Linked DNA regions of Homo sapiens: region 1 is linked to region 2. A link is a contact called in ENCODE Hi-C or POLR2A ChIA-PET data. All regions are on one chromosome and are shown on one strand. The core of a region is the stretch at or near the end of the contact, and the rest is flanking DNA. Distances in the headings are between cores, read along the strand shown. Region 1 holds the start of CDC42EP2 (CDC42 effector protein 2). Region 2 holds the start of SIPA1 (signal-induced proliferation-associated 1).

Region 1 (5,229 bases), core at 1,921-4,420, 320 kb before region 2:
AAACCTGAACCTCCTTGGATTCGTTTTCTATCACTGCTACAACAAATTATCATGGAATAGGTGGCTTAAAACAACAGAAATTCGTGATCTTACAGTTCTATAGGTTAGAAGGTCAACATGGGGCTGAGCGAGGTGGCTCATGCCTATAATCCCAGCACTTTGGGAGGCCAAGGTGGGTGGATCACTTGAGGTCAGGAGTTTGAGAGCAGCCTGGCCAACATGGTGAAACCCTATCTATACTAAAAATACAAAAATTAGCCAGGCATGGTGGCGGGCGTCTGTAACCCCAGCTACTCGGGAGGCTGAGGCAGGAGAATCGCTTGAACCTAGGAGATGGAGGTTGCAGTGAGCCGAGGTTGCACCACTGCACTCCAGCCTGGGCAATAGAGCAAGACTCTATCTCAAAAAAAAAAAAAAAAAAAGGCCAATGTGTGAGTCTCACTGAGCTAAGATCAAGGTGAGGAGGTGAGGGCAGGGCTGTGTTCCTTCTGGAGCCTCTAGGGTAGATAGGGTAGAACCTGTTTCCTTGTATTTTCCAGCTTCTGAAGCAGTTCCTTGGTTTGGGGCCTCTGCCTCCATCTTCAAAGGCAGCAACACATCATTTCTCTGGCCCTTCAGTCATCACATCTCTCTCTTTTTTTTTTGAGACGGAGTCTCGCTGTGTCACTCCAGCTAGAGTGCAATGGCACAATCTCGACTCACTGCAACCTCTGTCTCCCAGGTTCAAGCGATTTTCCTGCCTCAGCCCCCCAAGTAGCTGGGACTACAGGCACGTGTCACCACACCCAGCTAATTTTTTGTATTTTTAGTAGAGACGGGGTTTCACCGTGTTAGCCAGGATGGTCTTGAACTCCTGACCTTGTGATCCACCCGTCTCAGCCTCCCAAAGTGCTGGGATTACAGGCGTGAGTCGTGAGCCACCACGCCCGGCCTATCACATCTCTTTCTCTGTCTCCTGCTTCTACTTTTAAAAACCCTTGTTATTACACTGGCCCACCCAGATACTTCAGCATAAGCTATTTTAAAGTCAGCTGATTTGCAACCATAATTTCATTGGCAATTTTCTTTTTTTTCTTTTTTTTTTTTTTGAGACGGAGTCTCGCTCTGTCGCCCAGGCTGGAGTGCAGTGGTGCGATCTCGGCTCACTACAAGCTCCGCCTCCCAGGTTCATGCCATTCTCCTGCCTCAGCCTCCTGAGTAGCTGGGACTACAGGCGCCCGAGTAGCTGGGACTGCAGGTGCCTGCCACCATGCTCGGCTAATTTTTTTTTTTTTTTGTATTTTTAGTAGAGACGGGATTTCACCATATTAGCCAGGATGGTCTCGATCTCCTGACCTCGTGATCCACCTGCCTTGACCTCCCAAAGTGCTGGGATTACAGGCATGAGCCACGGCGCCCAGCCCTCATTGGCAATTTTCATTTCCATTTCTCATGTAACAAAACATATTCATAGATTACACAGGTTCGGATGTGGGCTTTTTTTCTTTTCTTTTTTTTTTTTTACATGGGTTTTTGCTCTATTGCCCAGGCTGGAGTGCAGTGGCGTGATCACAGCTCACTGCAGCCTTAACCTCCCAGGTTCAAGCAATTCTCCTACCTAAGCCTCCAGAGTACCTGGGACTACAGGCTTGAGCCACCATGTCCGGCTAATTTATTTGTTGTAGAAACAGGGTCTCACTATGTTGCTCAGGCTGGTGTCAGTGTCAAACTCCTGGACCCAAGCAATCCTCCCACCTTGGCCTCCCAAAGTGCTGGGATTATAGGCATGAGCCACAGCACCTGGCTAGATGTGAACATATTTAGGGGGGCTGTTATTTTACCTACCATGATCCCCTTCTTCCCATCCGGACCTCCCAGCTTGTCTGGCATCTTCCCCCACCCCCAGCATCCTGCCTCCCCCACTGAGGTCTTCCCGGCTCTGCCTCCCTAAAAGCCCTTCCCACACTGACAGCATTGAAGCCAACCATCCTGGTCACACTGAGCTGGCATAGCTGTCATCCTCTAGAAAGTGAGGTCTGTCCACCCCGTCACTACCCACCACTTCCTCTGCCCCACTCTTCTTAGCACTTACCCACCTGGAAGGGTATCATGATGTACCTGGGAACTTGGATTTCCCCCATTTCCCTTCTCTGGGCTGCAGGTCCCAATCCAGAGGCTGAATCCCCAGGGACAAGAACAGCGCTAGGCACTTGGTAGATACTCAACAAATCTCTCTTGAGTCACTGAGAGGTGCAGTTTCCTTCAGTCTGTCTCCAGCACCCTGTGCGGTGCCTGCCCTTCAAAACATGTTTCTGGGCCGGGCGCGGTGGCTCACGCCTGTAATTGCAGCACTTCGGGAGGCCGAGGCGGGCAGATCACTTGAGGTCGGGAATTCGAGACCAGCCTGGCCAACATGGAGAAACTCCGTCTCTACTAAGAATACAAAAATTAGCCAGGTGTGCTGGCACATGCCTGTAATCCCAGCTACTCGGGAGGCTGAGGCAGGAGAATCTCTTGAACCCAGGAGACGGAGGTTGCGGTGAGCAGTCTGGGCAACAAGAGCGAAACTCTGTCTCAAAAAAAAAAAAAGTTTCTGGCCCTGTAGGAATGACTGACTGACTGACTGAAAGAATGAATGGACCAGGAACTAGTCTGAATATGAGCCCCACCTTCACTCTGGAAGCCTGACAGCAAAGACGGGGGTCCAGGCCACGCGGCCTCTGCCTTCCCATACTGTCTTTTCTAGTGGGAGGTAAACTGATCAACTAGCTTGTAAGTTTGTAGTATTCTAACGTAGGCGCTTCCAAGGAAGTCGCTGAATATACTTGTGCCGGCGCTTCCCCGACGCAGCCCTGCAGGGAAGGATCCGGTCCAAGGTCTCTCTGCGATTTCTGAAGAATTCGGTCTTCCCGGAGCCTCTCCCCCGGCTCTTCTAGAACCGAAGGTTTTAGTTCCCATGGGCACAGCCGGAGGCCGCCTGCGCCACCCGGCCCTCAGCCGCCAGAACCAGGACAGGACTCCAGGGCGCGCGCGACCGCTGGACCCGGGAGCGGCACCTCCCACGCCGGGAGCCCCGGGCGGTGCCCGGAGTGGGGCGGGGCCTGGGCGGGGATGGGGAGGGGCTTGGCTGGCGCGGCCCCGGCATTGGCTCCGCGGGCCGGGGCGGGGCTGCGGGGTCCGCGGTGCACTCTGTAAGTTCACCGCCGGTCGGGTCCGGCCGCCGCGCTGTCCAGCTCCTGAGACCTTGCTGTCCGCCGGTCTGCCGTCTGCGCGCCTCACGGTGAGTTCGGGCTGGGATTTTCGCAGCTTCGCGGGGGTCCCCCGAGAGGCCCATCTCTGTGGCGCCCCGCCCCAGCTCGCGCCCTGGCTCTGCCTCTCACCTCACTCAGTTCCTTTCGAGGGCTCCTAGGGCTCCATGGGGCTTCCCACCCGCATCTGGGTTCCCGCAGCCTCGCCCGTGCCCGCCACGGTCCGTGGGGGCGCAACGCATCCCGACCCCGAATTCCCCGTTCTGCCCTCCATTTTGTGTCCGGGCCCCCGCCCCCCTCCCGAGACCCAGGGGTGCCCCGCCGCCCAGCATCCCCACCGGGGCTGGGGGCCGTATTTTTAGCCGATAGTGAGTTGTTCTCCTATCTTTAGCTGCGGCCGCGAATGTCCTGAAACGGATCCGGGCTGGGCTGGGCTCCGCCCGGGTAGGAGTGGGGAGGGGTCGGCGCAGGAACCCGAGCCGGAGCTAAGGAGCCGGACCCGTGGGAGGGGCGGGGGCCCGCACGCCCGAGCTCTGGCCCTGTGCCGAGCGGACACTAGGACATCGCCCAGGCCGGAAAGCACAGGGGGGAGGCTCCTCCCAGAGCTTGGAGACTAGGGCAGGGTCCCCAATCGCCCCCTTTTTCCCCGATTGTGGGACCAGAAACCCCGAAGCAAAAAGATCTCGCAGGTAATCCCCATCTGGTACTTGAACGCGCAGCTCCTTGGGGACCGCCTGCCTGGAGCCCGGGGGAGGGGCGCTGGAGACCCCGGTGCGCTCTCGGAGTCCTCCGGGACACGAGGCGATCAAGGGAGCACGCGCGCCACCTGGCGGCCGCGGAGCCGGGCACCTCTCCGGAGGCACCGGGACCCCGGGAGACCCAGCGGCCGCTAGAGGGTCTCTGCATCCTCGAGGTCTAGGAGGGCGGGAGGAGGTGGACGCCTGGGGTCAGGAGCCCTTCGTTTTTGCTATTGTTCAAAGCACTGGCCCCGGAGAATCGAAGTGCTTGAGGAAGGAAGGCCTTGTAGATATTTGCTGAATGAATGATAAAACCTACAGTGACCCGCTGAACCCCGCTATTGTACATTGGCGCTCTCACCTGCAATATTGCAGTGGGATCTCCAGTGGCCCTTTAGTGGTGGCTTCGTTGTCAGCCCATTTTATAGATGGGAAAGGTGAGACCCAGAGAGGAGAGGCGTCTTGCTGAAGGTTACTGAGGAAGTCCCAGGTGGAGCTGGATTTAAGGACAGTCTCCTGATTTAGGAGAAGAGGGGGTGTGAGGTGGCCTAATATTCTTCATGATAGGAGGATCCCTGCCTGCCGGAAGTCATTTTCTCATTGGGAGGTCCAGGGCTCCTGTCCAGGGCAATCACAGAGAGCTAGGATGCTCCTATCTGCTCCCCGACTGCTGCAGGGAGCTCCCCTCCCAGCTCCCCACAGCCCTGTCCTGATGGAGACCTCATTCTCATATCTCTGGACACATGAAAGTTGGGCAGACGGGGGCAGCCAAAGGTCAGGATGTAGATGGAGGAGATCTGGGGACCCACTGTTCCCAGCCTAGCTGTGAGCCCCTTTCTCTCCCGCTCCCCAAACATATTATGGAAGTAGGCGTGGCCCACTGCATGGGAACCACGTGGACCAGGCTGGGTACCCACTCTTCCACTTCCTAACTGGATGACGTCGCCAATGTTACTTAACATCTCTGAGGTTCAGCTTCGACTTCTGTAAAGGGCCGTAATGACCCCACCATGCCGTGACTGGGAGCTTTAAGATGAGAAACTGTGCGTGGCAAGCTGGATCCTAGGGTCTTGCAGTTGCCAAATCTAAATTCCTGGGGCGTGAGGGTTGTAATTCCCAGCTCTCCCCTGGGCCGCTGATGCTGGCCTCACCCTCGATTCTCCCCACATCTGGAATTGGGTGTGTACATCTGGCTGTGAGTGAGACAGCTGTCAGGGACGCCCAATTTGTTGTGGAAACACTCAGGCTGTCTTGGCGCTGCCGTG
Region 2 (3,729 bases), core at 1-2,500:
ACATTCCTTGCTTGGACAGCAGTGCCCCTGAGAGTGGCACACCTATGGGTGCCCTGGGCGACTGGCCTGCCCCTATTGAGGAGCGTGAGAGCCCGGCAGCCCAGCCCCTGCTGGAACACCAGTACTGAGCTACCTGGCGCCCACTGGACCACCTCCTAGGATTCAGTAACGGACCTGCTCTGCTGCCTCTCTGCTGGACCACAGAACTGAGTGGCTTTGGCCTACATGTCTGAACCCTGACCTTTGGCTGCCTTGGCCAGAGTACCAAAACTGAGTGACCCAGACCTCTGACCTTGACCCCTGATCTCTCTCATCCCCAGTCCAGGGCCTGGGCTCCCCAGATGGAGGCAGTCAGCCTCCCAGCCAGGCCCTAAGAGCCAAACCATGGGCTGGTCCCACTTGGAGCCTGTGGCCAGGACCACCTCAGCCCCTGGGCCTGCACTGCCTGCAGGTGTGGCCCCCTTGGCCTGGACCTGGGGCCTGAATTGTGGGAAGGGTGGTTTCTTTCTTTCCTTTTTTTTCTTTTCTTTTTTTTTTTTTTTTTTGTGCTTCGGAGACATCAGAATTAATAACACTATTTTTGATTTTGGTTGGCAGTTTCTTTTTCTACCTGGGAATGGGTACATGATAGTACAGGCGGCTAAGTTGGGATGGACAAGCACGCAGAGGGGTGAAGGATGTGGGGCTGAAGTCTAGTAGAGATCAAGGGCAGACCAAGGTGGGGTTCAGGTAGAACCGGGTCCTCTTCACCGCATGGCTGCTCCCTTTTCAAGCCTTTATCTGAAGGGTATTGTCTGCCATTTCCCACCATATGGTCAGACTTCCAGGTCTGGTGGCTCCTACATTTATCAGGCTTGTTCTTGGCCAAAGCCTTTCTCTGCACCTCAGCTGCTCCAGGGCGTAAAGAGATGACACCTATCTAAGGTGTTTTTAGAATAAATGAGAGCGCGCTAGTGGAATGGTTGCCCAGGGCCCAGTGCTTAGCAAGTGCTCCATAAAATAGTGGCAGACTCTTGAGCACCTGCTGGCCGGGAGCTGGACGCTAGGTGGCCTCCGCTAGCCCTCCCGGTTGGTCTGGAAGGCAGGCACAAGTTTCTCAGGAGAGGAAATGGCCTTAGAATGAGCACTGCTCGGTGCTGACCTCCGCCAGGCCTGGAATCCCCGCTGCTGCGCTTCCCGCCGCAGACAGCTCCCGGCCGGCCCCGCCTCCCGGCATGGCCCCGCCTCCCAGCATGGCCCCGCCCCCAGGCGGAGCCGGCGCCGGGAGCGGTAGCGGGAGAGCGGCAGCGGGACCCCAGCGCGGGCGGCGGCGGCTGGGCGGGAGCCCCAGAGGTACTGGCGGGAGCAGGGGACGGGAGGCACTACTGTCGGGCCCGACAGGGGAGAGGTGGCCTAGCCGTGGGCCCGGGTGATGTGTATGGGAGTGGGGTCCTCGCCACGTTCGCCGCCAGCACCCTCCCAACTTCCCTCCGGGCTCCAGCTCAGTCCCGAGTCAATATGTCCAGCCCCCTGTCTCTGACCAGCCGTTCCTACTCTCTCTGTGTGACGGCTTAGCCTGGCCAGCCAGCCGGTGAGTGGAAGCGGCGGCTCCTGACTCCTGGTGGCGGCACTGTGACCCCCTCCCCCTCAACACTGCAAGTGTGTGCGGGGCTCCCCCTTATTCTGAGGCTCCTCTTCTTCTTAGGCGGCCTCCACCCCAGTCCCTGGCCTGGCCTGGGAGGAAACATCTGTCGCGCCCCCTGGCAGCCGAAATGGGGTCATGACCTCCAGATGTGCTGGGAAGTGGCCAGCTCCTCCTCCTGGGGCAGCCAGGCCTTCCGGATCTGTGGGGGCGGGGCCGGCCCTTTCCCCCCACCCCTAGTGACACAGGCCCGGAGGAATGTCCTAGCCTCAATGGACCCTGTGTGAAGCTTCAGGGTGGGGGGCAGAGCCCGAGAACACCCCTCAAGGCAGCGCCAGAGCCTGGCACTGGGCCACAGCAAGAGGCAGCGCACAGGCTGGGTGCACACATGCACAGATCTCACTTCCAAGCGTGCAGAGCTCAGCCCACAAGGAGCGGGGCTTGCACAGACCCCCTCCCTCATGCCCTCCTACTCCTTCACACACTATAGCCCAGGCCCGAGCGCTGAATGTGCCCAGAGCTTGGCTCATGGAGCCAGGGGCTACACCCGTCACACACACACATAGCTAGCGACACTCACCTCATTCTTCTCAGTCTCTCAGCAGCCTTGGGAGGGGACAGAAATAATTAAACCCAATTTTTTTCTTTGTTTTTTTGGAGACAGTCTCACTCTGTCCCGCAGGCTGGAGTTCAGTGGCGCGATCTCGGCTCACTGCAACCTCTGCCTCCCAGGTTTAAGCGATTCTCCTGCCTCAGCCTCCTGAGTGGCTGGGACTACAGGTGCGCACCACCACACCCGGCTAATTTTTATGTTTTTAGTAGAGACAGGGTTTCACCATGTTAGCTAGGCTGGTCTTGAACTCCTGACCTCAGGTGATCCCCCCGCCTTGGCCTCCCAAAGTGCTGGGATTACAGGCCACAGCCACCGCACCCGGCCAGTTAACCCCATTTTAGAGATGAGAAAACAGAGGCTCAAGGTCAGCATGGGAGTTTATTCAGGAGAAATCAAGGTAGAAGCACCTGGGCTGGGGAGCCGACTCTTGCTTGGTTCTGGAGGCCCCAGACGAAGGGTGTGTGGAGCCCCTCCTCCACCCCCCTCCGGCCCAGCCCCGCATGATGTTGCTGGATGCTGCATGAAGACCCACCATTAGATGCCTGTACCCCCAGTGGAGGTTCCCCAGCTCCCTGTCCTCACTGCCTACTCCATCCAGGGCTTGCCTGGGTGTGGCTTCCCTCAAGTTCTCACACCACCATTTGCACCTGCCTCTGGCGTCACGTTTCCGCACTTAGCAGGTCCCTGGGGCTTTGGGTGTCTCAATCTTGCATCCTGTGAGACCTTGAACCTCAGCCCAACACCCACCCCCCAAAACCTACGCACACAGACAGCAGTGGGCAGGTGCAGCCCTGCTTAGGGCCTGGAGATGGGCAGACCCAGGCTCACATCCTAGCTCTGACACGGAATTGCTTCAGGCAAGAGCATCTCCTCTGGACCTCATCTGACCATCTGTCACATGGGGTTCAGACCTCCCTGTCTGCATCAGTGAGACCAGGTAGGCAGAGGTCCCTATGGGTCCCTGTCATTGTGACTCCTCTTGCCCCCAAGCCTGGGCACAGTAGCCTGCAAGAAGGTGAGTTGGCCTGTCCTTCAGGGCAGGGTGACTGGGGTCCCATGACAGCTGCTGTGACCCCAGCACCTTCCTCAGGATGTGGGGGCCTGGCAGAGGGCTGGGCCCACAGTTGGGGCTACTTCCTGTGCTGAAGGAAGTCCTCTTGCCATTCCTGCTGCCCTGCCGCTGCCTCCCTGGGAACCCATGTGTCCTTGTGGTATTGAGGCCTTGAGGTCCAGGGCACTGAGATCAGACCTCTCTGGGTGATCAGCTCTCCAGGGACCCTGAAGGAAGTGGGAGGGGCAAGGAGGAAGGTCTCTGGGGACAGGACGTCCTCCCTTTGTTAAGTGGGCAGGACCCAGACACCAGTGGCCCCTGGGTTTCCCGTCCCAGCCAATACAAGTCATCTGTCCGGTTGGGCTAGGTCCTGGTGGGACCCTTACTCTGGGCCCAGGCCAAAGCTAAGGTGTGTGGGTGGCGACTGGGGGACCCTGGCAGTCC

What was found. Hi-C counts contacts between places; a loop is a spot of excess contacts on that map. ChIA-PET counts read pairs that join two places held with the same protein, here RNA polymerase II (POLR2A). Pooled maps may share reads with other maps.
Region 1: a pooled map shows a loop between it and region 2 (2.7-fold over the local background). The contact joins the promoter of CDC42EP2 here to the promoter of SIPA1 in region 2. A Hi-C loop is called at or near these places in 1 of 50 pooled maps. POLR2A ChIA-PET finds 5 or more read pairs at or near these places in 2 of 52 experiments (MCF 10A and WTC11).

What each region holds. Positions count from the first base shown.
Region 1 is chr11:65,311,696-65,316,924 of GRCh38, forward strand. CDC42EP2 (CDC42 effector protein 2) reads left to right here and starts at 3,171. Exons shown (of 2, transcript NM_006779.4): 1 at 3,171-3,259. LOC105369344 (a long non-coding RNA gene) reads right to left here and starts at 2,994. Exons shown (of 3, transcript XR_007062727.1): 1 at 2,076-2,994. RefSeq lists silencers at 2,829-3,208, 3,669-3,798, 3,969-4,128.
Region 2 is chr11:65,636,851-65,640,579 of GRCh38, forward strand. It overlaps SIPA1 (signal-induced proliferation-associated 1), which reads left to right and starts at 1,251. Exons shown (of 16, transcript NM_006747.4): 1 at 1,251-1,332. PCNX3 (pecanex 3) reads left to right here. Exons shown (of 35, transcript NM_032223.4): 35 at 1-589. The coding sequence ends at 128. RefSeq lists enhancers at 72-862, 1,814-1,883 and a silencer at 1,094-1,463.